Linked DNA regions of Mus musculus: region 2 is linked to region 1. The links are chromatin loops, found by intact Hi-C in ENCODE. Cell type or tissue: left cerebral cortex. All regions are shown on one strand. Links, peaks and the distances in the headings refer to the core of each region. The heading gives the core; the rest is flanking DNA.

The links. A loop is a pair of places that touch in the nucleus more often than their neighbours do. Peaks named below come from ENCODE experiments on the same cell type or tissue, not always from the same donor. Only the 100,000 strongest peaks of a DNase experiment are listed, where the experiment ranks them.
Region 2: it touches region 1 in a loop (3.0-fold over the local background); 2 of 42 quality-filtered maps call a loop at or near these places.

The regions. Positions count from the first base shown.
Region 1 is chr7:80,018,835-80,033,204 of GRCm38, forward strand. Zfp710 (zinc finger protein 710) reads left to right here and starts at 7,394. Exons shown (of 5, transcript NM_175433.5): 1 at 7,394-7,649. In left cerebral cortex, for the core only: CTCF peaks have their summits at 5,400 and 6,303; DNase peaks (open chromatin) are centred at 5,376, 6,338 and 7,437; H3K4me3 peaks cover 1,819 bases; H3K27ac peaks cover 2,012 bases.
Region 2 is chr7:80,107,271-80,121,640 of GRCm38, forward strand. Idh2 (isocitrate dehydrogenase 2 (NADP+), mitochondrial) reads right to left here and starts at 8,080. Exons shown (of 11, transcript NM_173011.2): 1 at 7,892-8,080. The coding sequence starts at 8,006. In left cerebral cortex, for the core only: no CTCF peak of the experiment used is centred there; DNase peaks (open chromatin) are centred at 6,959, 7,351 and 7,883; H3K4me3 peaks cover 1,322 bases; H3K27ac peaks cover 1,489 bases.

The DNA of each region.
Region 1 (14,370 bases), core at 5,161-7,660:
GTACCCGAGGGTGACCTTGGGCTCCTGATTCTCTGGCCTCCCATTCCCAAGTACTGGAATTACAGACATCTGACTTTGTTAGTTTTCTTTTTTCTTCTTTTCTGGGAGAAAGGAGAAGGGAAACAGAGACTCTTGTAGCGCAGGCAGGCCCCAAATTTATGATGTAGCTACAGCTGACCTTGAACTAATTCTCTTCTCTGATTCTTTTTTTTTTTTTTTTTTTTTTTTTTTTTTTTTGGTTTTTCGAGACAGGGTTTCTCTGTATAGCCCTGGCTGTCCTGGAACTCACTTTGTAGACCAGGCTGGCCTCGAACTCAGAAATCCACCTGCCTTTGCCTCCCGAGTGCTGGGATTAAAGGCGTGCGCCACTATGCCCGGCTCCTCTCTGATTCTTACGGGGGTGGGATTACAGGTGTACCACATCACACTTTTTCTCCAGATGTCTTAGGCAGTGTATATGGTCAGGCACGCCACCCCAGCTTGTGGTTCCTGCAGCGTCCACGTCATCTCCCCTGGAGTCTTCCCCCTTTCCATGGCTGGATGCTAGTTGGGAGATTTGATTTTAAAAACCAAATTTCAAAGCATGAGAAAGGTAGTTAATCCCACCACTTTAATCCTAGAACTCAGGCAGCAGAGGCAGGTGGATCTCTGTGTTCAAGCTGGGACTACAGAGTGAGTTCCAGGGTAGCCAGGGCTACACAGAGAAACACCTGGCTGGAAAAACCAAAAGCTAAGAAAACATGGAATATTAGATATTACAATTAAATACTGCTGATAGATTTAAAAAAGGTTCCACTGGCTTATCCTATGGAAGACACTGGTCCTTTTGTTTTTGTTTGTTTGTTTGTTTGTTTTGTTGTTCTTTTGAGACTGTGTAGACCAGGCTGGCCTCGAACTCTGACATTTGTCTGCCTCTGCCTCTTCAGTGCTGGGATCAAAGGTGTGTGTGCCACCATGTCTGGCAAGAGACACAGGTCTTACTAAGCACCAGTTAATCTCCCCATAGCGTCAGTCACTCTAATAGATGTTAGTGTAGTCGGGGCATAGGGGAAGGGTACACTCCATCTCTTTTCCTGGCTTATAGGACCCCTCAAACTCAAGGCCTGAAAGATAACCGCTCCTCCCTCAGGAAATTGAGGATTCATAAACCTTTTTTTGATTCATGAATCTTAAAACACACCTATCTTCCAGTTTTACCTAGGAGAGACCACTCTGGGGTCCTGAAATGCTGGAAAGAGGCCTATATGTGTTACTTGTAATAGAAACAGCTGATCGCTTTCTAGTGTCAATCTGGAAGATTCTCTTCTGCTTACAGTAAATCAGGGTGTTAGCTACACAGTAACATCTGGGCTTGGCCCTCACTGGGATCACCTGGCACCAATGGGCTTTCACAATTTACAAGATACAGTGTCTGGTATGTTCTGTCACTAGCTGCTAAATTTCATTCTTTCTAGCAAAGCCAAGAAATGAACATTAATTACTTTAGTTACTGAGATGTTACTGAGGCGGGGCATCTGCCCAGACAGGTTCTCCCAGGGAGGCAACAGGTAAGAAAGATAGTGGGAAGCTAGTTGTGATCCCGGAAGGACTTCAGAGGGGGAGGCCCAGGCAGGGAGATTCAGATTTCAAGGTTATCCTTAGCTATACAGCAAATGTGAGACCAGCCTGGGTTACATGAGACCCATCTGAGAGAAAGAGAGACAGAGACAAAGACAGAGAAGATACTGAGGGACCCTGCTCCTCTGAACCAGGCCACATACAGAAAACCCAACCAGAAACCTTAGCTGCAAATTCTGGCTTAGCTATGATAAAGTGCTGTGTAAGCCAGGCACAAAAACGACTGCATCTGGTCAGGACTATGCTTATTATTCCATTAGAGGCGAGAGGAGCTTGAGAGTCCCAGCCAGCCTGGGTTGTATAATGAGTTCAAGGCCAGCCCAAGACACATAGTAAAAATCTTGTTTCAAAAGACACTAGAGCTGATGACACTCAGCAGATAAGAGCGACTGCAGCCAAGCCTGATGCCTAGAGTTCCATCCAAGGGGCCTACACTGTAGAAGACCATGGTATGCTTGCATCCCAACAAAACAAATCAACCAATTCCAAAACTAAAATCAAGGCTAATTGTAGCTATTTAAAACAGAAACAATAGCAAAAAAAAAAAAAGTTTATCATAGTAGTTTTCTTTGTTGTTGTTTTGTTTTTCAAGACAGGGTTTCTTTTGTCCTGGAACTAACTCTGTAGACCAGGCTGGACCTCATAGAGATCTGCCTATCTCTGCTTCCCTAGTGCTGGGATTAAAGACTTGCACCCCCACTGTGCCCGCTACATAGGGGTTTCGTAACATTGAAAATCTGTGCATATCCCAATAATTTGTATATATACAAAGATACCATGAGATAGTGTGATTTGTTATGAATGTCACTCTACAGTGTTTACAGACAGGACAAGATATTTATAACATATTACTGGATCAAACTGGTGTCAACTCGGTAAAGTGATACAATTTTGTTAAATTTATTTTTAAAAATCACATTTGCTTTTTTGTAATTTTATTTATTTATATGTGTATATATGTGTATTTATTTATATGTGTATATGGTATATGCATGTGTGCTTTTTGAAGGGGGGAGGTGTTGATGACAATTGTTTTCCTGTATAGTTTCCAACTTTTTTTTCTGAATGTTCATGTGTATGTCATGTGCATGGAAGTGCTCGCAGAAGGCAGAAGCGGAGGGGAGGGCACTGGGTCCTCTGGAGCTGCACTTGCAGGTGGTTGTGAGGTGCCAGATGTGGGTGCTGGGAATCAAACTTGGGGCCTACAAGAGCAGGAAGCCCCTTAATGGCTGAGCCACCATAGCAGGCTAGCTATATGTGTGTGTGTGTGTGTGTGTATGTATATATGTGTGTGTGTGTGTATGTTACAGTTATTTAACAATGTATATTCTGTGTAGTTTTGTCATATGGATTTACATGTAAATACGGGAAGATGAAATGCCTAGCCACTAAAACATAATGTCTCTCTATGGGCTTTTTTATCACAATGTATTTGTGCTATGAAGAAAGAGAAAGTCAACGTGTATTGGTGGAAACCTGTAATCCTAGCACTTGGGCCAGGAAGTCAAAAGGACCAGGAATTCAAGGTCAGTCTTGGCTACATAGCATCTTTGTGACCAGCCCGAGCTCTATGAGACTCTGGAGACATGCAGAGAAGGGCCTGTAGGCAGGAGAGGTAGTCTGGAGACATTTACTCGGCATGTAGGAAGCCTTGGATTCTATTCCCAGTACTTGAATAAAATAAACTGCAGTATAGAAATGCATAATAGCCATCATGACTATTACATACTTGTGTCTCCCTGGATCCACGGGGCACGTTATTGTTGTGATGTTTGTCTTCTGTGTGTCTAGAATCAGGACCCTTGTAAAGGGCGAGGAGTCTTGGAGAGATTTAACTGAACTCTGGAAACTCAAGATTTCCCTCCCTGTGTGCACTGGAGTCTGTTTCTTTCCCTACTCTTAGGAACCTTTGCGGATTTCACAGGGCCCATCCTCCAGGAATGAATTCCTACTGGTTCTCCAGGCAGGCCTAGAACTCCAGCAATCAGGCTGTCATACTTCTGAGATGACACCCTGGCCACCTTGGAGCAGATGTAGGTGTCCTCCATTCCAGCCACCCACTGGGACACAAGGCATCTTTGAAGGAATGTTTCTGCCACAGCTGGTTCTTTGCCTTTGTAGCCTGTGAGTCACTCTGGTTTCACCCCATATTCTCATTTCTAGGTTGTAAGGACACCTCCCCACCACTCCCTTACTTCATAGTAATAATGAATAAAAGCTACTATGTGTGGCTGGTGCTTATTGCACCAAATAGCACAAAAGGTGTGGGCTCTTTTAGGCCTTGATCCACACTGGGAAGCAGAGATTTGCATCCTTGTCTTATAGAAGAGATCTGTGGTTGATTCAAAGGCCACTAATATGTGGCCCATAAGTCTGGGCATTTGCACACAAGACACACTTCAAGCCCTAGATCTACCCCTGCCCCACTCACATACACACACTTTTATTTCCTCTCTTCAATAGTTTGAAATAGGGCCTCACTATGTAGTCCAATCTGGTTTTAAACTTAGATATTTATGTTGGTGGCTCAAGCATGCTAGTTAGGTGCTCTACCTCTGAGCTGTATTCCCAGCCCTCTTTTTTACATTTTATTTGGAGACATGATCTCCATTTGTAGCCCAGGCTGGCCTTCAACTTTGGATCCTTCTGACTCAGTCTCCTAAGTAGCTAGAATAGTTCTTTTATTTACCTCCATTTCTATAAAGCAGGCCACTGGGTCTAAGTTATTTCCTGTTAGTCACTTGGAAGTTCAGGAAGCTGGCAAGTGAAAAGGAATAAACAGACTATTTCTTTGCCACCAACCCTGTCCCACTACCTGTGCCCACAACCCATAACCTCCCTCACTCCCTAGCTTGTACTCTGTATTACACCAAGTACTTGAAGTCTTTCTTTTTCTTTCTTTCCTTTCTTTTTAAAGACAGGACTTCTCTACAAAGTCTAGATTAGCTTGGGACTCCTTATGTAGACCAGGATGTGTCAAAGTCAGAGCTCCACCTGCGTCTATTTCTTCCGAGAGTGGGGATTAAAGGCGTGTATCACAGGTCTGGCTGCTAAAACTCAACTGTTCCTTGAGTTTAGAGGAATGTCCCTTCTTGCCCCGTAGGCAAATTGTTCTCTCCCAAGTTTTTTATGTTGTTTTGAGATAAGGTCTGTAGATCCAGGCAGTCCAGCAACTATGTAGACTAGGCTAGCCTTAAAGTCACCAAGATCTGCTTGCCTCGACTCCCCAAGTTCTGGGATTAAAGACCCGTGCCACAACACCTGGCTCCATCTCATGCTCTTGGCTGGCACATCCCTATTTATCTAGAAGTGATTTCCAGGAAACCTTCGCTGGCCAGCCTTGCCCAAGCCCCTGTGAGTTGCTTTCTCAATGCCCTCATAAGGCACCTAGCTACCTGTTGTCTCTCCCAGCCCCACCCCAAACCCCTTTTTTGAGGAGTCTCAGATAGCCCAGCCTAGAACTGGCTACATAGCTTGGGCTGACCTTGAACTTCTGCTCTTCCTGTCTCTACCTTCCAGAAGCTGGGATTTCAATCCATGCACAACTGTGCCTCCCTCTTTTTAGTTTTGTTGAGACAAAGTCTTGCCATAATGGCCTTGGCTAATATATTATTCAATATGTAGTCTGTGCTTGCCTAAAACTCCTGGCAATCCTCTTGTCTCAGCTTTCCAAGTGCTGGGACTACAAGTATGCACCAATGATGCCTGACTGAGGCCCAGCTCTCTCGGGCTCCTACCAGTTTGCAAAGCCAGAACAAGGAGATGGTGTCTCTGGTGGTTAAGTCCTTAGTTGCAGGCTGGGGAGCTGGCAGGAAGCAGGCACAGAAGCGAATGGTTGTTGAATGACTATTTGACTGTCAGAGAGGACTTTGTCTTTTTTTGAGAAAATATGACTTGGGTGTTCTGGAGAGGGCAGGTGATGACAGAACTGTGGCTTCCAGCATTCCCTGTTGGCTGGTGAAGGTGCTGAGGTCACTAGAGACCCAGTGTGCTGAGCCTGAAATCACGGGGTCCTTCTTGCTGAACCAAACTCTCTGGCTTCTGTTTTCTCACTCCTTGCCAGAAATAAATCATGTTCTGAGTGACTGGAGTCATTGCTCACAGCTCCGTGAGCTGGTGTAGGGTGGGGCGAGGGGCAGTGGCCTTGGGGCTCCTGTCATTAAAGACCCAGGCCTTTGGGCTGGGGGGAGGGGAAGGAGTGGCTGGTCCTATCCCTGGGAGGCTGCAGTCATTGGGGGAGAGACAATGGGGCTCTGCATCTGCTCCTCGCTGGGAGAAGGGACCCTCCAGTGAAAAGCCAGGGAGAGCAGGGAAGTGTGGGAGGAATTGATGAGAAGGGGTGGAGCCAAGGAGATGCAGCCCGGAGGAAGGAGGGAAGGGGAAGGAAGAGCGCAGGGAGGGGAGAGGATCCAGGCTTCCCTTCAGCTCGGTGACCTGGTCCGGAGCCACAGCTTCCCTCGCTTTGTCTGGGCCCGCCGAGACCTCACGTTTCTCGCCCAGCTGCAGCCCCAGTCCAAGGGCCAGGCATCCAGCAGGTGCTCAATACTTACTTGGGAAAATAAGAAATGTGGCCAACTTTGCTCTGGGAACTTTTCCCCCGTGTTGTCTCCACTCCTCTGGAGAAGCCGAAGACAGAGCTGGTCTTGGGAGCACGCCCAGGCGCCCCATGAATAATTGACCCTTGGTGGCGACACTGCCCCGCTCTGTCCGCGGGCTCCGTACCCGCCCATGCGTCGGAGTCGAGCGGCGCAGCTCTTGAGTGGCGGGTGTCCGGGAGGTTGGAGGCGGGGTGTCCGGCCTGTCCCAGAGCTGGGAGGAGGCCAGGCTATGCCGAACCCCGGGCCCCGCGGGGAGCCACAAGGGCCCAGACCTCAGCGAACGACCACGCCTCGGCGCCCTCCAGCAGTGCACCCCGGGGTCGAGCCTAGGCCCTGGGCTTGGGGAGGATGCGAGGGACCCCGAACTCCTCTGAACCCCATTCGCACCCGGGTCCCGGTGATAGCAGCCGGGGCCGTTCCCTCGAGTCTGACCGTCCAGGGCTCTGCGAACAGCTGTTTAAAGGCTCTTTACTGTTGAGGGCTCTGCGGCGACGTTTGCTCTAAGTCCCATCTGCCCACTTAAAAAATATATTAAGTGAAGAGCACCCCCAGCTTCCACCCCTGACTGGGGAGGGGGCAGGTTGAGCCCTAACCCGTATTCGGAAGGACTGGCCACTCGGGCTCCCCCGACCCCAACCCCCATTAGCTCTTATTTGGGATAGGGCACCCCAGACTTCCTGGGGGCTGCTCTCTGGAGCCCCCTTTGTGCCTGGCAGGGACAGCCCCCCCATTTCCATGCGAGGTTCTGACGCTCCCTTCTCCCCCGCTTGTTAATCTTTGTTCCCCTTTTCTGCTGAGAGGAGGGGAAAAAAAAGAGGGAGAGGGCGAAAGAAAAGAAGGAAAAAGGCGTGACTCGATTTTCAAACGAAACTCCCACAGCAAACAAAACCCTTTTAGAGAAATAAAGGAGGAAGGAGGAAGAAAAGAGGGAAGGGGAAGAAAAAAAAGAGAAGCCTCCAGGCTTGCAATTCGAGTAGGAGAGTTGCAGCGAGAGAAAGAAAGAAAAGAAGAAAAATCCTCTCTGCGGTAGAAAGAGAAAAAGAAAACTTGGGCCGAGGAGAGGGGGGTGCTGGGGGGGTGGAAGGAAGTGAGAAAACAAAAGAGAGATAAAAGGGCTGCTTTTCTGTCTCTCTTCCTCTGCGAGCAGGCTTAGGAGGAGCTGTTTAGCATCCCTTCACGTCAGCCCTGCCTCATTCCCTTCTTCCAGGGAGGGAGAGAGCGCGAGCGAGAGAGCGAGCGAGCGCGAGAGAGAGCAGGAGGGAGAGAGAGAGGGGGGGAGAAAGAGAGGAGCCGGAGGGAGGGTGGCAGAGCAGGGCGGGCGCGCGTGGAGGCGGCGCGCAGCTGCAACCCGGGCGGTGGGCAGCAGGAGCCCCCGGCCCGCCCGGCCCGGCCAGCCGAGGGCCCCCAGCGCGAGGAGCCGCGCCCGGACCCAGGGTGAGTGTCCCGCGAGCCCGCGGCCCCGCCAGCCCCCGGGCGGCCCGCGGCGGGGTGGCTGGGGGGCGCGGGGGTGGGTCGCTGCGGCCGCGGTCGACCCGCCCCCCGCCTCTCCCCGGGGACGGCGGCGCGCAGGCAAACATGTCGTCTTTTCCTTTCACTTCCACATTCCCTCATGCCGGAGAGCTGGAGCGAGAGAAGGGGAAAGAGAGAGAGATGGCGTCTGGAGGGGGGGAGGAGGAGGGAGGAGAGGGGGAAGGGAAGGAGAGAGGAGAGAGAGAGACAGAGAGAGAGAGAGAGGAGAGAGAGAGAGAGAGAGAGAGAGAGAGAGAGAGAGAGAGAGAGAGAGAGAGAGAGAGAGAGAGAGAGAGAGAGAGAGAGAGAGAGAGAGAGAGAGAGAGAGAGAGAGAGAGAGAGAGAGAGAGAGAGAGAGAGAGAGAGAGAGAGAGAGAGAGAGAGAGAGAGAGGCACAGGCAGAGAAGCAGCAAAATGAAAGGAAAGCGCGGCGGTAGCGTGGGAGGCCGGGGAGGCGGCGGCGGCGGTCTCCGGCCCGCACGTGGGTGTCGCGGCGCTCGGGGATGCTCCCCCCGCACCCGGCCCGGGACTCAAAGTTTCACCCTTCGCCGCCCCGCCCCTGCGGCTGCCCACAAACTTTTTACTCCGGGAGCGGGTGGGGTGGCCGCGCGGCCCGGCCGGCAGGGTGGCTAGGGCTCAGCGCGCAGCTGGCGTGCCGGGCGCCCCTCGAGGGCAGCGGGCGTCACCAGCGCGGGACCCCGGCCCACCTCGGTGGCCCCGTCTCCGACCTGTTGAAGGCGCACCCCCCGGGCCGGGAACCGGTGGGCAGATCCCCACGGCAGATCTCGAGCCTCCCGTGGCTCGGCCTCCCTTCCTCGCCGCCCCCTCTCCCTCTCCTCGCGGTCATTTTCCTAATTGGACGGAGCTGTGGGGCGTGATCGTCGGCGTCAGACGGAGGAGCCCCCCGAATCGGGTGGTCTTCCCTCCACGACTCTCAGACCCCACCGAGCCGGCCTCGGTGCTACCCCCCACCCCTCCGCCCCAGCTGCGGACTTGCTAACTCGTGCGTAGCGGGTTGTTGGTTTTCTTTCTTTTTTTTTTTTTTTTTTCAACTTGCCTTTTAAGATGACTTTTATGGTCCCTGCAACTGCTTCCCTCCAGTCTAAACTGTAGTTTGGGAAGATTTAAGAGGCCAGGGAGGTGCTTGTGTGGGCTTTAACTAATCCAAAACGGTCATTAATGTATCTCTACGCCCTGCGTGATGGTTCCGACCAGGCCGAGCAGTAGTCTGGGTGTGTTTTCACCCGGACACTGCAGAGTTCCTTCACGGTCTTAGCGGCCAGTCTGCCAGTGAGGGGACACTTGACCTGCGGGCCCTGTGCCCTATCTTCGAAGGGCACTCTGAGCACCTTTCTTTCCGTTCACAATGGAAACTCTCCGCCACTGTCCACCTGAAGACTTAACTAGTCCCTGTGGGTACCCCGGAAGCTCACAAAACTCCCCCACAGGTGTGCGGAGGACTTTGTGCTGTTGGGGGTCATCCAGCCAGCTTTGACGCTGCCCTCTCAGCCTTGCCTTTGTACGTGTGTAAGTAAAAAAGCAAAGTTCATTTCTGCCGAAGAGAAGAACTGGTGTATGGGAACAGGAGCGGGGGTGGGGGGTGGCGGAAGGCCCTCCTAGGGACCTTCAAAGATCCGTGGAGCTGGCCTGAGATGGGGGAGCTGGTCGTTACCGGCTTTAGATATAAGTGTATTCTCATCAAAGCTGATGGGCCTGTCTGGTTTTGATTTTGACCATCACCTTTTCACTTGTTTGAAAGCACATTTACCTTGGAGACCTTGGCTTAGTGTTTTTTTTTTTTTTTTTTTTTTTGTCTGCTCTCTCATCCCACAAGTAACCCTGGGCCGGGCACCTGCTGTTCTTGGAGCACAACCTTGAATTGATAACTTCCAGCTCTAGCCACCTTGCAGAGCTGGCTCTGCTGCCAGAGGGCACTGGGTAGAGCTGCTTTCTGTGGGGTAGGGAGAATGGACAATCTGGCCTGGTTTCCCGAGTGACCGTGTGCCAAGAGTTTCAGTGAGTTGGGGTGGGGACAGACTGTCATCTAGAGTGCCTTGGTTGTCTTCTCCGAGCTGTTCTGAGCTGACCCTTGGCCCCATGGTGTACAAGGCATTTGTTTGTACTCAGATCCCTTCTGTCACAACCAGGCATTTTATTTTAGGCTCCCTGTCTAGAGCCAAGGAAACAGACAAGGTCTAGAATACCTTTTGGGTTGGAGGAATGAATAATGGGATCACTAGAGATTTTGATGAACTTCTAGTTTAGATTTGCAGGGTGGTGGAGAGATATTTCTAGCAAGGCTGCTCTTTTGAGACAGTGTCTCACTACCTAGCCCAGACAGACTGTGAATTGGGGATCCTCCTGTCTCAAGCTCCCAAGTGCTGAGATTACAGTATGTGCCACCAGGCCTGGCTCTAGCATAGCTTTTTTTTTTTTTCTTTTTCTAGAAGGGGATGATGACCTGTGGGTCTCGGCCCCTTGGGGCAGGGGTGTCACATACCCTATATTTACATTACATTCATAACAGTAGCAAAATGAAGTTAGGAAATAGCAATGGGATAATTTTATGGTTGGAAGTCACCAGGACTGTATTAAAGGCTGGCAGCATTAGGAGGGTTGCGAACCATTGGGATCCTGGAAAACTACGAGGAAGAATCCATTGCATTCCAGAAGGAACAGGTGGAAAAGCCTACTACTCCCCTCACCAGCGCCGACGTTTGGTGTAGGTTCCTCCTTCCGGCATGGTCACCCACATCCCTCAGGTCTTACCAGGGCTAGGTCTCAAGTTCCCAGAAGGAAGGGTTCTGAATCCGAGGGCCTCTTTGAAGGACGGGTGAGCCATTCCTTTGATTTCAAAGCTAGAAGACCTTAGAGAGGTTGTTTAAAAAACATTGACCTCAGAGTCAGGAGTCAGGTAGCCGCTCAAGTCTGAGCCCCTGGGATCTGTTCCCAGTACCCTCTCTCTCCTCAAGACCACTCTCCTTACAGCTGCCAAGGCTTCCTGGCCACACCATAGTTCAGAGAACATGGCTGTGAGGACATGAAGCCGTGGGCTGGTAGGACGTGTACAGGCTGAGGTAACATCGCCCTATTCTCTAGGTATGCCGAACACGCTGCTCTGGAGGGCCGGGCAGGCCAGGGCAATTATTGGGAGAGCTTGCTATTTTAACACCGACTTCTTTAAAGTCTAGCAGTATGGCAGAGTAGAAGTTTAGTCATCAGGATGTTCCCAAATTACTGGGTTTAGATCCTGGATACTTTCTTCATACTTTGCACTTGTGCTTGGTTTATTCAGGGTTGACCAGAGGGGAAGAAGAATGGGGGAAGAAGGAAGGGCCTCTGCTAGCTGTTCCCCATTCAGGGATTAGATCTGCTGGCCTGTTCAGTAGGGCAGAGATCATGGCTATCTATGGATTTCACCCCCCCCATCTTATTATTTCATTTACGTATTTATTGCTTATTTGTTTTGTCCACTGCTAAGCCCTTGGGAGACTAATATAGAGTTGGCCTTTCCTAAATACTTGTTGAATGATGTACTGGACATTAGGAGAAGCATTTCCCTCCCAGGAGGAGCTCAGCTATGACACACAGAGGCAGGGACAGGGATGTGATTGATGGGAGCTGCAGAGTTGTGCTGTGATTCATTGTTTCAAACAAGCTGCAGACAGGTAAGGCAGGAGGGGGTTGGGAAAGAGGGGATCCTGAATGGGTGGAGCCACAGGGTGGAGACTTCTGCAAGACAATAGAGAGGTTTTGAATTGGACTCAGACACTGGGAGAATAATAGAATCAGGTGTTCTGGTCCAGGATTATGCACACACACACACACACACACACACACACACACACACACACACACATATATATAGTATAAATATATATATATATATTATAATCCCTCAAGGACTATGGGATAGATAATATATATATTATCTATATATAGATAGAGGTGCTGGCAAACGCATTACTATTCGCCTTTGGTGACCTGGGAAACCTAATAGAGACCTTAAGTCGTTTGACCTGGGGCACAGAGCTGGTATCTCATTCCCAGGCAGCCTAATTGCTGACTTTGCTTCCCTGAAATGATCACGTGGTCAGTCCTCTACTCCTGCGATGGAGCTGAGCCTTCAGCCTTTAGGTTCTCCTTAAAGGTTAGTGGAAGAGAAGCTAAAAGACAGATTGTCAAGGGGCGATGGTGTCACGCCCCTTTAATCCCAGCACTCACGAGAGGCAGAGGCAGGAGGATCTCTGAGATCTGAGGCTAGCCATGGCTATACACATACACACACACACACACACACACACACACACACACACACACACACACACACACGGTGGGGGGGGGAGGGGTAGGTCAGTCTGCAGCAGAGTCTTCATGCTGAACCAGTGACCAGTGAGGACTGAAAGGGTGTGCTTATTTTCCAGGGACTAATTATTCCCCAGTAGCTGCACCAGACCAGGACTATCTCTTTGCCCTTGACAAGAATTTAAATGCAGCCGGGCGTGGCGCACACCTTTAATCCCAGCACTCGGGAGGCAGAGGCAGGCGGATTTCTGTCGAGGCCAGCCTGGTCTACAAAGTGAGCTCCAGGACAGCCAGAGCTATAAAAAAAAAAGAATTTAAATGCATGTGCACACGTAGGAACACAGGTGATGCTGGGAGGAGTCAGAGCCAGGGTTCTGCCCATGCGCAGTACCACTGAGCTACAGTCCTACCCTATTGGAATATATTTAAGCTGGTGGGAATTTTAAAGCTAAGGAATGTACTGTTGAGGGTTGGGGAAGTGGCTCAGGTAGTAAAGTGCTTGTGAGCTAAAGATCAGCACCCACATGAATTCTATGTTGCATATACTTGTAACTCCAGAATTGGGGTTATGGAGACAGGAGGATTGCTGGGGCTCTCTGGCTGGTCAGCCTATTAAGTCCAGGAGACTTAACCTCAAAAAACCAAGGTAGATGGTGCCTGAAAAATGACCCTCTGACTTCCCTCTGCATGCAATTCTGTGCACCTGCACACACAAATGCACCCACATATAGGAACACACACACACACACACACACACACACACACACACACACACACACACACGGCCGGTCACCATCTGCTTTGAGGTCCCCAGCAGATGTCCCACAGGTGTAACGCCCAGTGTGCTAGCCCAGCAAAGAGCAGAGCCTAGCAGCAGCTGTTTATGGGCATCCGTGGTTCTGGGCGCTACGCTATCCCGTCCTCCGGAGCTTGCCGTCTGTCTGGGAGACAGACATTAAACGAATAATTACACAAATACTCTTTAATTATAGTTGTTATAATGCTTCAAAGGAAAAAGTTCAGAGGCATAGGAGCCAATAATTAGGGAGGGAGGAGCCGAGGGGCAGTTCCTGAAGGATATCTGAAGCAGCTCGGATGGAGGGCTTTGTGACCAGGGCGGGTATACTTTGTTTTTTTCTTTCTTTGGAAATAGACAGTAAAGAAGAGAAAGGCCCTATGGGTAATAATGGGAGGGGCTAGACAGCGTGGACAAGTTTAGCCCCAAAGCTTTTACAAATATTTTATTACTTTATTTATTATGTATGTGTTTGGGCACAAGGATGCCATGGTGTGTTGTGTGGAAGTCAGTTCCGCTGTGTGGATCCTGGGGGGCGGAACTCCGGTTCTTTGGCCCTGGCAGTAAGTGCCTTAACCTGCAAAGCTGTCCTGCTGACAGTGCCTCTCCCCTACTGGTGGGTTTCTGTTTGTTTGTTTTTAGTAACTTAACATAGCCTTAACTTGCTGTGTGGCTCAGAGACTGACTGGTCTTGAACACCTGATCCTCCTTGAGAAGCTAAGCGCTGGGAGTCAGGCTTGTGCTGCCGTAAGTTCACAGCCACCGTCAGGATTACAGGCACATACCATCTGGTCTGGCTTAGTCTGTTCACTTTGATAGAAATCTTACTGTTCTCTGGGTGGTTACCTAGGAGCTGGGTAGAAATGCAGACTCCTGCCCCCCCCCCCCCCCCCGCAGATTTGCTGAGGCTGCATTTTAACCCCAGTACCAAGGAGGTGGCTCAGGTGTTAGGGAGTCCTGAACTGGGAGGTTGTTCGTTTTGCAGGCAAGGACTGGTGTGACCTGCAACAACTTCTCTGGCACGTAGCAGGGAATTAGGCAATCTCACAGGTCCCTTCTGGCCGCTCTGACCTTTAGCTTTTGGAGCGTTGTGCTGTCACCAAGCTTGTGGAGGGCCAGAGCCTCTCACCCCTGAACTGCCTTCCTGGGGGCTCTCCTTTTTCCCTAGTAAGCACTCAGGCACTGTCAGGGCTTTGGAGAAGAATCAGAGTAGGCTGTAAGAAGTATTGGAGCTTTGTGCCACGCAGGGAGATTTAGTCTGAAGTAAGAAACCATGCAAGGTCAAAGGGCTTTTTAGGGAAGGGAGGTGTAAGGTTTCTGCCAGAAGTGGAAGTTAAAACCGCACAGGGAACCTGCTCAGTGGATCTCTGGGTTCAAACTTGGTCTTTTCAGAGTTGCCTCAGAACCTTGTCCCAGGCCTCCTGAAGTCACTGCAGGGACGGGGGTAGACATGGGTGCTTGTAGTCGGGGTTTGGGGTTCCTACCTGAAGTCATGCAGGTTATGTGCATGGTATTCTGGAAGAAGATTTCTGTACTCACTAGCTC
Region 2 (14,370 bases), core at 5,569-8,068, 89 kb after region 1:
AAAAATACCCATAAAGTGACTAATATTTAAAAAAAAATCAGGAGAGGGACTAGAGAGATGGCCAGGCCGCTGTTCAAGAGGGCCCCTGTTTGATTCCCACCCATCTGATGGCTCATAGTTGTCTGTAACACTAGTTCCAGGAGATCTGATGCCCTCTTCTGACCCGCTTTGAGCACCAGATACACACAGGTACACACATAAATATACATGCAGGTAAAACATTCATATACATAAAGCAATTTTTATTTAAATCACGAAGCCTAGACAGATGGCTCAGAAGGTAAGAGTACTTTCCTTCCACAGGACTTGAGTTCATTCCCAGTACCCAGATCAGGTAGCTCACAGCCTCCTCTACGAATTGGTATGTGCTCAATACCCCTATACACACATAATTCAAAATAAAATAAGTGAGGAGAGTGGGATTGGGAATGTAACTCAGCTGGTAGTGTGGTTGCCAAGTATTTACAAGGCCCTGAGTTCAGTCCTCAGCACTGTATAAACTGGGTTTGCAAGATCAGCAATTCCAGGTCACCCCTGACTACATGTAGAATTCACTTAGGTTCCAAGTGACCAACAAACAAGCCAAGGAGAGTTCACTTCTCATTCTTTTAGTTAAAATCAAGGGTAAAATATCAAGAGATAGAACTGAGTGTGATGCCGTAGTCATGTGACCTTGGCATTCAGGGGGCTGAGGCTAGAGGACTGCCTGGAGTTTGAGGCCAGCCCAGGAATGGAACTTAATAGTACTGCATTGGCACAGCCTGGGCAAAGCCCTGGGTTCCATCGCCAGCACTGGCAAAAGTAAACACAAAAGAGAACAAAAGCCAGCGTCACATTCAAAGCAGGAACAGGAAAACGATGCTCACACAGCCTGTTATCATTCACAACAAGCAAAAGGTGGTGTCTAGCAATGAGTGAATGATTGAATAAATAAAATGTAGTCTGTACGTCTGTGAAATACTATTCAGACTTAGAAGAGGAAAGAAAGGAAAAAGGAAATCCTGTCACATGTTTCAACACAGGTGAGCCCTAATGACAGTATATAACATAAAACATGACAGTTTTGCTGGGCATGGTGGCTCACGCCCTTAATCCCAGCTTGGTCTACAAAGCATTGTAGGACAGCCAGGGTTACACGGAGAAACCTTGACTCAAAAGAAACAAAGACAAATAGTGTAGGATTCTACTTACACAGGTGCCTAGAACAGTTAGTGGTTCTCAGCCTTCCTATTGCTGAGACCCTTTAACACAGTTCCTCATGCTGTGGTGGTCCCTACGGGTAAAATTATTTTCATCGCTACTTTATAACAGTAATTTTGCTACTGTTTTGAATTGTAATGTAAATACTTTTGGAGATAGAGGTTTACTAAACGGGGTCCCATTATTAAATCACAGAGAAGTGGAACCTTATCTGCCAGGGGCTAAGGGAGGCAGAACTAGGAAATTACTGTTTCGTAGCTACAGAGTTTCAGTTTTGCAAGATAAAAACGTTCTGAAGATGTCTGCGGCAATGGCTACAAAGTAACAACGCTGAACTCTACTGAAGAGAGGAGGTGGTGGAAGGCAGGAGGAAAGGTACCAATGATCAAGATACATTGTATGGATGTAGAAACTTGTTAAAGAATACATTTAAATATACCGTTAAAATAAAAAGAAAACGCCAAAGACTAGATAAAAGATATAGGGCCAGAGATATCCCAGCCTGAACACCTGATTGAACTACCTGGTGGAAAGAAAGAACCAACTCCTGCAAGTTGTGTGTGACAGGCATGCACACACACACACATGAGCAATGTAGGGAAAAAGATATTCTAAAAAAAAACCAAAAGTTGGCATGGCTAATATTTACACCAAAATAAAAATAGTAAGACTTTAAACCCACCCCACTCCATCTTAGATCACAGCCTGTTTTGAAGAATGAGTTACTCCGGACACTTGGAAGCAAGCAGAGCTGGGCTGACGAGGGCCTCCCTGGTCCAGGCCTGACCTGCACCCTCTAGAGCTCCCCAGGTCTCCGGGACTTGAGACCTTTTTCTGTTGTTTAGTTTTGCAAACAAACCATGCTCTGCCCATCTCAAAGAGACTAAGGGCTATCAACCAAACCACAAGAAATGGGCGGGGGCGGGGCGGGGGGGGGGGGGAGGGTAAAGTGAACCACAATAGAATCAGTAACATAAAAAAGCCAGACTCAGTAGGTGTCTGTCACACAGTGGAGAACCTGAAGAGAAAATGTCTCAAATAAGGAGGGAGTTGATGAAATCCAGGGTTGACCTCTGACCTCCAAAATGACACCACAGCTTGTGTATGCCCATGTCAGGAGGGAGAGGAAGAAGATAAGGGTCATGTGAACACTAGAAGCAGTACCCATGCCTTTCTGAAAACTTCCAAAGTGACAGCCAGCTTGAATCTCCCAAGGGCCTAGGTCCCATGACCACTGTTGTAAAAGATAAATAAATAAAACATGGCAGCTGAGATGACTTTGAAATAAAGACCTGACTGAACTTGATTCCCAACACCCACATCTGTCAGCTCATTACCATTTAGAAAATTCAGTGCCCTCTTCCAGCCTAGCCAGCACCAGCACATGCATACCACACACACACACACACACACACACACACACACACACACACACGTATGCACATAAACATTAATCTCTGTTGATTGGAGAGACGGCTCAACAGTTGGTTGCTCTTGCAGAGGACCTGGACCTGATTCCCAGGGAATCTGACTCCTTCCTCTGGCCTCCACAGACACCAGACGTGCATAATGCACATACAGGCAAGCACTCGTTCGTGTGTGTGTGTGTGTGTGTGTGCGCGCGCGCGCGCTCTTTCTCTGGCTGTCTTAGAAGTTGCTCTGTAGACCTTAAACTCACAGGGATCTGCCTACCTCTGCCTCCTGAGTGATGAAATTAAAGGTGTGCATCCATCAAAGAACAAAATTTTTAAATAAAATAAAATTAAATAAATAAAAATTTAAAAATTTTAAGTAAAAAATAGATTAAACATAAATCTGATTGCAATACACCTGTGAAACCCTATAGGACTTTCGTTTTCACTCAAAGTCCTCAAAAATGGCCTACAAGGAGGGCTAGAGAGGTAGCTCAGTCGTTAAGAGCACTGACTGCTCTTCCGAAGGTCCTGAGTTCAAATCCCAGATACCATATGGTGGCTCACAACCATCTGTAATGAGATCTGATGCCCTCTTCTGGTGTGTCTGAAAACAGCTACACTGTACTTACATATAATAAATAAATAAATCTTAAAAAAAAAAAAAAAAGGCCTACAAGTCGAGGGCACACCCCAGCATTGCAAAGACCGAGTGTGTGGACACGTTTATAATGCCAACATTTAGGAGGGTGGAGACAGAGGAATCAGAAACTCAAGGTTATCCTCAGCAACTAGGAAGTTCAAAGCTTAGCCTGGGGAACACGTGACCGTAAATGTAAGACCATGAACTGGAAGCTGAAACTGTCCACCACACGAATTATCACAGTGGGATTTCTTTTCTCTCTTTTCTTTTCTTTTCTTCTCTTTCTTTTCTTTTCTTTTTCTTTTTTCTTTTTTTGTTTTGTTTGGTTTGGTTGTTTGGTTGGTTTTTGTTTTCTAAGACAGGGTTTCCCTGGCTGTCCTTGAACTTACTCCATAGCACAGGCTGCACCACCCAGCCAGAGAGGCGTTTCTGTAAGATATGACACACTAACGGATGGCATCAGCAGTAGAAAAAAAAGCTGGTGCAGAAAGGAGCCCTCGGGTCCATTTGTCCACGCCCCTGTCCTACTGAGAAAAAATGCAAATGAAAACACAGATCTCACAGATTCCTCCCACCCCCATCTCCATAAGGAATATAAATATACTCCAATATCCACAGTGGACACCTAGAAAACGAAAACCTGCCCCTGCCCCAGACCTCAGTGCACAGTGCAAGCAGTCCAGACTCCTACAGGCCCCTCCCTCCTCTGGTATCTAAAGCATTAGCTTCCTCCCAGGCTCCAGCTTCACTCACTTGGGTCTTTCCTGTCAGCCCCATTCAAACCATCCCATACACCTTACACCCTTTGTTTCTTCTCCTTAGCTCTTTCAATATTTTCTACAGCTAGTACTCTGGTGTGCAAGTGCACTGTAGAGAACCTTTAGAGGTCAAAGGACAACTCCTTCCACCACATGGGTCCTGGGGATCAAACTGTCACCAGGCTTGGCAGTAAGTGCCTTTTCCACTGTGCATCTTTCTGACCCTATCCTTAGTCCATTTCTATGTGTCACATTGGCCAACTAACTCTTTAGGTGCCAGTCTCCTCCCTGTTAGAATTAAAACCCAAAGACAGAACTCTTCCCCGCTCCCATTCCCAGCTCCATCCGCTACATCTTGCATGGAATCTGACCCACAAAAGGAAGAAAACACGCTAACATCATAAAGGAAGGGTAAATGTATATCAGGGCTACCTGGACTCACTTCCTATTGTGATGCACGTGTTCCCTCCATTCCTGCTGTCCAGAGCCATTGCCATACATAAGCAGCATTCTCTCTCATGTGATGGGCATCATGCCCAGAACAGCTCACAGAATAGATGAGTATTTGTAATCTGGGCTGGAGGTGTGACTCAGTGATTGAAAGCACGCCTAGCTAGCATCTGTGAATCTCTGGGTGGGGGAGAGGGGTACACCCGGGTGTGACGATACATGCCTATAATACTACCTACTAAGAAGGTGGAGGCAGGGGGAATCACACGTTTTAAAGCTAGCCAGAACAATTTAGTAAGACCAGTTTAAAATAAAGTTTAGAAAGAGCTGGGGACTGCAAACTTATCAGCGAGCACTTGCTTGCCACATGTGAGACTCTGACACATTTTATACAGTAAAGACTCCAAAGCAAGCCACAGACCCTGACTCCATACAAGGAGCTGTGCCCAGAATCTAGCAAAGCAGATAAAGCGAGCCCATGAGGCCTCAGCTAAAGGTGAAAAACTTAGGGCAGCCAAGTCCTTCTATGGCAGTGGCTCTCAACCTTCCTAACGCTGTGACCCTTTAATACACTTCCTCATGTTGCATTGACCCCCAACCATTAGATTATTTGTTGCTACGTCATAACTGGAAGTTTGCCTACTATTTTGGATCATAATAGAAATATCTGATACCCAACCCCAAAGAGGTCACAACCCACAGGTTGGAAACCGCTGTTGTAGCTCTAACACAAGCCCCGAAACCAGTTCTGAGAGATGGGCATGGGCACCTGGAGTTTCCCAGCTATGGTCGAAACAAGGCTCACAGAAGAACAGATAAGAACTAATTCCTGGGTCTGCAAAACTTGACAAAGGGCCTGTGGGATGGTGGGCAAAGGGAAACGGAAAAGGCCCACTCCACAAGGTTGTCCTCTAATCTCTGTACATGTACTGTAGCAAGTACACACACACACACACCCCACCTATCTCTCTCACACATACAAAATAAATAATAAAGTTTTAAAAGTTTAAAAAGGCGAAGCAGTGGTGGCGCACGCCTTTAATCCCAGCACTTGGGAGGCAGAGGCAGGTAGATTTCTGAGTTCGAGGCCAGCCTGGTCTACAGAGTGAGTTCCAGGACAGCCAACACTATACAGAGAAACCCTGTCTCGAAAAACCAAAATAAATAAATGATTTTTTTTAAACCCTGATGATCAGCCACTGAATAATTTATTCTTGGATACTGGGACTATTTGTCCCCTGCAAGTATACAAGACTGGCAGGGTACCTTCCTGGTCTAGCCACCAAGAACGCCTCAAAATGGGGCTGGAGAGATGGCTCAGCAATTAAGAAGCACTTACTGTTCTTATAGAGGACTCAAGTTCAATTCCCAGCACCCACATGACAGCTCACAACCATCCATAAGTGTAGTTCCAGGGAAACCAATTCCCTCTTTTAGCCTCTGTGGGCAAATAGGGTCACAGGTGGCATACGTACAAACATAAATTCAGGGGAATTGATACAAGTTAAATAAAAATAAACGAGTCTTTAAGTATCTATCTAAAAAGTTAAGGTGAGGAAATGACAAAGTTTCTAACCAGGAGTAGAATAAAGGGAGTCTAAGTAAATGCTCTGTCCTCTGGAGAGGCCGAATCTCTTCCCAAGGTCCTAGAGGGGCCAGCAAGCGGCTGCTGGAAGTTGCAAGTGGGAACCAAGGGACAGCAAAGACATTGGATGTTGTTGGTTGGTTGGTTGGTTTGGTTTTAATCACCTCCCCACTTGGAGACCTTCAGAAAGGACCTTCCACTGGCTGCTTTTTAAAATGTGTATCCAGATTAGGGGTGGGGGTGTGTGGCTCATGCCTTTAATCCGAGCACTTGGGAGGCAGAAACAAGTGGATCTCGGAGCTTGGACCAGTCTGGTCTGCACAGCGAGTTCCAGGACAGCCAGGACAAAATGGAGACCCTGGCCTCAAAAAACCAAAATAAATAAACAAAATGAGTATCCAAATTCAGGATCCCAAAGTAGCCTTATTTTCTTGTTAGTGCAGTTTCTTAAGGTAGTTTTGTTAGTTAGTTAGTTAGTTAGTTAGTTAGTTAGTTAGTTAGTTTTGGTATTACCATTTTACCAGACTCCTCAAAAGAGAGAAAAGATGAAAAAGAGGAAAACCACTGAGTGCCTTTAACTTCTACCATATTTTGCTGCAAAGCTGCCATATGTGGGTCTTGAAGGCCTGAGGCACTTGATGGGGCTTCAGAGGTTAGAGGCAGATCCCAAGAACACAAAAACATGTATGTCCCTTTCTCCTTGGCAAAGGGGAGTGTCAAGGGCCCCGCCCTCTCCCTCCTCCTGGCCCCCAGCTTCGGTCAGCTGCTCCCACGGTGAGTTAACGATTACCACTCTAGCCAGAACAAACCCCATAGCCAAACCCACCCCCTCTTCCTCATTCCTCTGGCTAACCCCAAGGGGTTTTGAGCCAGGTCAGGATAGAATTTCCGTGGCAACAGGCATCAAAAGAGGCCACCAAGTGCTCTACATTGTTCCGTGCCTTTTGTAGCAAGGCGCTGAGTAGCAAGGGTATGAAAGATGCCCACATGCCAGGTTGGGCAATCTGTTAGTAATGGAGACTCTAAAACCCTGATTATTTTGTCCGGAGTTGCGCCTTCACGTCTAAGAAGTAAGCTGAAGGCAACGCAGAGATCTCATGGGAACGACTGACTGCAGAAAAATGACAATATGCGTGCAGTGCCAGGTCTCCACAGCTTGTATGCCAGGCAGGACCCACTCACATGCAGCAGCTCGTGGTTGGCCCAGCAAGGGGCCAGGAGAGGGCCCAGACTGAGCGTCCTGCGCAGCGAAGGGTGGGGGAGTGGCAGAGAAACAAAAGCGGGAAAAATGGAAGGACATTCCTCCAGCTGTCGAGTAAAGGTTCCAAAAATAGCTGACGTGGGCCTGTTGGAGAGGAGGGACCAGAGTACGCAGGGATTGGAGAGAAGGGGAAGTGGAGGCCTCTCCTCCTCGCCTTTGTCTGAGCCGGGAGCGCGAGGTGACCCTCCTCTGCCTAGGGCTGCAGCAGGCCGCTCCAGCCCCTCTTGGTCGCTTGTCCCCTCCAAAGGCCCAAGGCAGTCATGATACCCCACCCTGGGTCCAGGTACCTCTGGAAATGCTCCCCCGGAATACCTGGAGAACCCCAGCCCTGATAGGACCCAGCAATCCCGCCCCAGGCCACCAGCTGCCACTATCCCCTGGGTCCCCACCCCTGCGCCTGCAGCGGCCCAGGCGCGCGGGGCGCGGGAGCTCGGTGTAAGGCCACCTCCCGGCCCTTTGTAACCCGCACGCCGCTGTTCCCCGACCGCCGGCGTGTCGCGAGTGGCACTCCAGGGTCCCCCTCCCGGGACGTCGCCACGTCGCAGCGCTGCACGCGAGCCCGCCCCCCGGTGCGACACTCACAGTGGCGCCGCGGCTGCTCCGGCCAGCTGGGGACAGTCAGTGCTGCCGGTGCCCAGGTCCGCGCTGAGCCCGAGGCTCTGCAGAGCGAGCTCACAGCCCGCAGGTAGCCGGCCATCCCGAGCACGCGAGGTCCGAGCACGCCGCTGCACCGGGCTGTGCGGTGGGGACTCTAGGCTGGCCCTGGTGGCTGGGACCCAACCGGGGCGGAGCTGCAGAACCTGCCGCCCCATTGGGTCTCACCCGGGAGAAGGCGGGTCCACGCCAGGGCAGGAGCCTGCTCGACACCCTTGGGCCTGTTCCAGAGCTCAGGCGGCCCCAGTGCTGAGCCCGCGCTTTCTGGGAGCCTCCATATATCCTCAAAGCATCAGGTACCGGGGAGACCCATCGGGCCGCGGGGGCTCACGGCTGCAAGACTCCCCGCTTCCGTTAGAATGTCAGCTGCAGACACGTCGCCTTAGTCCCCTGCGTCCTTTGCGTTTAGCTGACCGACGGACCTGAGGCGCTTTCATCAAGACAATGACAAGCTTTGCCGTCTTGAACCTAGACCATGGCAACTTGGGTCTCCCCCAGGTAGCGTCCAGTTGGGTGGACTAACCAGGATCGAGAGTTGAAATGCCAAGTACGGTGGAGGCAAGAGGATGAGAAGTTAGGCTACATACCAAGTTCTAGACCAGCCTGGGCTATATGAGACGCTGCGGGGCGGGGCGGGGGGGGGGGCGGCTGGAAATCCTCCTTCTGCTCCTGACTAGGCCAAACTCCTAGCCCCAAAGTCCTTCATCATGGCCGACTCTGTCTCTTCTGGACATAAGAGTGCCTGCCAGGAGACTTCTGTGACATTTGTGTGTAAAGGTTTGAGGTATGTTCATCCTTCAATAGTACAACCACTGCCCAAGTTAATTATATTCTATGCTAGTAGTTATGTAGCCCTGAAGGAAAGCCCATGTCTCCTATATCCTAGGCAAAGGTCCATCCACAACCCAGCCCAACAGCTCCTAGTTTACCTGTTTGCGTGGGGAAACAAACAGAAACATACAAGCTAAATCCATCACTGTTCATTTTCTTGAAGTAGGGGTCACTGAAGTCTGGGTTTTGTGTATCAAATATCACAAATCCACCCCAGCTCTCCCAGTCACACCAACTCACTCCAGATGAGAGCAACCTTTCTGCCCTGTGCTCCCAGCTTCCCAACCCAGCTTCACAGTGTTGTCAGGTGGAGCTATGCCAGGAAAGTGGCCTTGAACTGCCAACATCAAAGCTTCCCTCCTGGAGTCTCAATCCATCCGAGTCACAGATTTGGTTCTGGGATCCAGTACAGAGAGTATATGCAAAGGAGAGACATCTGGGTCCCTCCAGGGACTGAGGAAAGGAATAGGAAAGTCTGGCCTGGGGCAGCATGTTCCAGAACAGTCTGAGAGCCCTTCTACGAGATTCCCAGTTCTCTTGTGTAAACACCGGTAAAGACCACAGAGGTTGTTGACTTGGGCTTTCATGCCATCCTGGAAATACCAGACCCCTGGACTCCAGGATCCACACGTGCAAGGTCGGAGAACAGACTTCCTATGCATCTTTCTAGACCAGTTAGAGTATGGATGAAGGTCAGCTACCTGCACTGCCTCTGTGATTGCTGCTGAAGCACAAGGGGCTTCTACATAGCAGACTCCGTCTCAGAGTTCTGCCAAGTCACTACCCAGCCTCAGTGTCTGCGGGCGGACCAAGGCAGAAGTCTTCATGTTTCTAGAACCATCCCAGGCAAACCTTCTAAGTGCAGCATCAGTTAGAACCAGTTGAGACAAGGTCACTTTCTTCTTCCTTTTCTTCCTCTTCTGCTTCTTGTCGCTCTGAGACAGGGTTTCTTCTCTGTAGAATCCTGGTTATCCTGGAACTTGGTATATAGATCAGGCTGGCCTCAAACTCAGAGATCTATCTAATTCTGCCTCCCCAGTGCTGAGATTAAAGGCAAGGGCCACCACTGTGCAGCTGGCAAGGTCACTTTTTAAACTGCCCAGCTTGTTGCCTGCTCCTAGGAGTGACTAGATCACTCCTAGTGATCTGTGAGGCAGCTGGGTTTAGCAGAGCTCAGAGTGGAAAGGACACCATTTCAAGTCATATGGCCAGGATGTAGTTCAAACCAAATTATCTGGCTGACACCCCAATATTTGCTTAAGGGGAGAAGAGAGAAACTAGGGACTCTGTTTTTCTTGTTGGGCACTCCTGGCCATGGTAATTTCTAAAAATTATTAATTTATGTGTATAGTTGTTTTGCCTGCATGTGTGTCTGTGTACCACATGCATATATGATTGGTAGTCTCAAAGCCAGAAGACAATGCAGATCTGGAGTTACAGACAGTTGTGAGCTGCCATATTGGTCTGGGAATTGAACCCAGGTCCTCTGGAAGAGTTAGCTCTTAACCTCCAAGCCATCTCTCCAGCCCCACACAGACATTTTAGACCCTGAAAGTTTTTCCGTGATGATGATGATTGTCTTAGTTAGATTTTTACTGCTGTGATCAGACGTCATGACCAAGGCAACTCTTATTAGGATATTTAATTGGGACTGGCTTACAGGTTCAGAGGTTCAATCCATTATCATCAAGGTGGAAACATGGAAATGTCCAGGCAGGCACGGAGCTGGAGGTGCTGAGAGTTCTACATGTTTATCTGAAGGCCACTAGGAGAAGACTGACATCCTCAGGCAGCTAGAAGGAAGCTCTCAGAGCCCACACTCGCAGTGACACACTTCCTTCAACAAAGCCATACCTACTCCAACAAGGCCATACCTGCAAACAGTGCCACTCCCTTAGCCAAATATATTCAAACAACCACATGATGTTTAAAGAAAATTGGGTTGGAATCTGCAATTTGAGGTTAATGAATTGGAATGCTGGGCATATGTGTATGTGTGTGCATTCATGCATGTGTGTACTCATACCTGTGTGTGAGCGGTGGAGAATGCATGCTACATCATGAGTGAAGCGATCAGAAGGCAGCCTTGCATGTTGTCCCCCTGCTACCTTGTCTGAGGCAGGGTGTCTTTATTGTTTGCCTCTGCTGACAGGCATTCTCCTGCCTCTGCCTCCCATCTCATCACAGACACCCTGTAGTTACAGATGTGCACTGGCCTTAGGTAGGTTCTACAGAGTCAGCACAGGTCCCCACATTTGCATGGCCAGCCCGCTACCTGTTGAGTCATTTCCTTGGCCCCATATTTTATTTTTGTTTGTTTTTCAAGACAGGGTTTCTCTCTGTAGCTCACTCTGTAGCCTAGGCTGGCCTCTAACTCACAGCGATCCATCTGTCTCTACCTCCTGAGTGCTGGCATTAAAGGCATGTACCACCACACCCAGCTAGCCCCACATTTTAAAAGTTAAACTCCATTTCACAATTGAATCTATGCTATATACAAGTTCTTGGAGGAAGGACAAAAATTACTCTATCTCCACAATCCTATGTACAGGTGCAGTCGTCACAGACCCAGGGACAAGAAGGGAATCCCAAGAGGAGCTTCTTTTATTATTATTACTACATTTTATTATTGTTATTTGCTGTTGTTTTTAAATAAGCTCTTACATAGCCAGGCTGGCCTCAGACTTACTATGTATTGGAGAATGATCTTGAACTCCTTTTTTTTTTTTTTTTTTTTTTTCTGAGACAGGGTTTCTCTGTAGCCCTGGCTGTCTTGGAACTCACTTTGTAGACCAGGCTAGCCTCGAACTCAGAAATCTGCCTGCCTCTGCCTCCCAAGTGTTGGGACTAAAGGCATACGTCACCACCGCCCAGCTGACCTTGAACTCCTGATCCTCCTGCCTCCACTTCCCAAGCTGAGATTACCCTACTTCCATGAGGAGTTTTGATGGCGCATGGGACACTCAGCATGGAGAAGGTCCTCTGAGATGGAGGAGCTTCCCTGGTAAGTGTGTATGTGGATGGAAGACCCGCCAAGAGTGTGACAAAGTGGGTGTCTCAAGCTCTGTCCAGCCTACACTACATGTGTTCTGTGGTGTGCTTGTAAGCAGACTATAGAGATGTGTTGGGAGGCAGGGGTTCACACCTGGAAGTGAGATCAGAGTCCCTGGTCCAAAGACTGGACCGACATGAGTCCTGGAAGACTTCCAAAAAAAGGTAGGACCACAGAGGTAGTGCAGCAGCTGCCTGAATGCAAGCCAGGCAGGAGAGGAGTCAGGGTGAGTCAGACCTCCCCCTGGAAGGCTGAAGAACGCCATTATTAGAAAGTGGAAAACAGGAGGCGAGTGTTGATAGCTGAGGGAGCTATTTATGGTGATCTCCACAGCTTGTCCTGTGCCTGTTTCCAGCACTTTATCCTTGAAGCCTGGCTCCAGCAGGCACTCTGCAGCTCTCTATACCTGCAGGAGCTCCAGCATGGGCGAATACAAGAACAGCTGGTTAGCCCTGTTGCCTGTGCCTGCCAGGCCTCTTACCAAGTCAAAGAGCTGTTTTCCCCTGCCGAAGCTTAACTCGGCTTCTGCCTTGTAGATGCTTTGTCCTGTGTGCTTGTGCCCCTACAATTCAGATGTTGTACATTTATTCTCTTAGTGATGGTATTTAGGGGTAGTATCTTGGGGACATAATTACATCATGAGGGCCATTTGTCATGAATGAGATTTTGACCTTGTAAGAAGTTTCATGAAGCGGTTGACCTCTCTAGTATGAGGCCCTTAGCAGGCAGCAAGCACAGTAGCACCCGAACCTTTCATTATATGTTTAAAGATTTAACTAATTTAATTTTTTTTTGTTCTATTTTATGTATATGTGTGCTTTGCCTGCATGTATGTAGACGTACTACCTGGGTAGGCCAAAACAATGCATCAACTCCTCTGGAACTAGAGTTTCAGGTAGTGTGAACTGCCACGTATGGGTACTGGGAACCAAAGCTTTGTCCTCCACAAGAGCAGCAAATACTCTTACCTGCTAGGCCACCTCTCCAGCACAATTATTATTACTACTATTTTAAGATAGGGTTTGGTATCCCAGGCTGGCCTCAAACTGGCGCTGTAGCTGAAGATAGGCTCAAACTCCTGATCTTCGTGCTTCTAGCTCTTCAGTGCTGGGATGTTAACTGTGCCCCACCCTCTTGCTTTCAGTGGCTCCAGGGAATCAAACCCCAAATCTTGTGTCAGTTTAGGTTTCCATTGCACTGACAGGACAACACAACCAAGGCAACTCTACTAATAAAGGACAGTATTTACTTAGGGCTGGCTTACAGTTCAGAGGTTCAGTCCATTATCATCAAGGTGGGAGCTTGTAGCATGCAGACAGACATGGTGCTGGAGAAGGAGCAGAGAGTTCTATATCTTGATCTGCAGGCAACAAAAGGGAACTGTCTTCCCCAGGCAGCCAGGAGGAGGGTCTCTTCTTACTGAACATAGCTTGAATATAGGAGGAGACCTCAACCCCACCCCCCCACCCCACCTCCACCCAGTGACACACTATCTTTAACAAGGCTACACCTTCTCCAATAAGGGCCACAACTCCTAATAGTAGCACTTCCCAAGGGCCAAGCATATTCAAGACACCACAAACCTCACACACGTTCAGCAAGCTCTCTACCAACTGGGCTACCCTCCAGTCTCTGCTTCTGACTTTGTAAAGTGGACAACAACGGGGTTTAGAAGCAGATTTAAGGGTGAATTTGCTGTTACTGTCTGTTTTGATGCTCTTTTAAGATAAGGCCTCTGGATGACCACTCAGTGCTGGGAGAAGATGCTGGGATACTAGTGAATTTCATGAACTGTTCTACAGCTTGCTTAAATTAATCTTAAACATTGCTACATTCAGAGAGCAAGAATCAAACAACGAGAAACAGTTGAAAGCCATTAACATGGGCCAGATGCAACATAATGAGGTTGGCAGGAGATGGCCAGAGCATAGTTTCTACCAACTTGCAGATGGAATTTGTATCCTTAGGGTCTCACTGCCGTGAGTCACAGCCTCTTGCAACCTCAGTCTCCTAGCTGCAAATAGGGACTAACAGTGCTAATTGCTGGGAAGTTCTCTGGGGGCTAAATGAGCTTCCAGCACAGTGCTGAAATGTTGTCTGGCACACAGAGGCATGTGCTGCCCCACACAGGGTTACTGGACCTCTGAGACTTGCCAAGTATGACGTAGGGATGGAACAGAGGGCACATTCCTTCCTGAGAGGACCTTAATCGTCAGGGGTGTGGGGGAGACAGATATGTAAACAGGTCATTTCCAAATATACTGAACATGGTACAGAGAGTGCTTGGCTGCTACAGCAACCCCAGAGTAATCCCATAATATCCCTCCGTCTTGAAATGCATGGACTCTGGAATCCAGCCATTTCGCCTGCAGGGTTTGATGCCAAAAGAATAATCTCTAGGTATAAGGAGACTCGGAATATGAGACTGCTCACAGCACTGTTATCTGGGATAGGAAAACCCAGGTGTGGTGGCATAGGCCTATAATCTCAGTACTTGGTAAACTTTAGGCAAAGGATTAGTCAA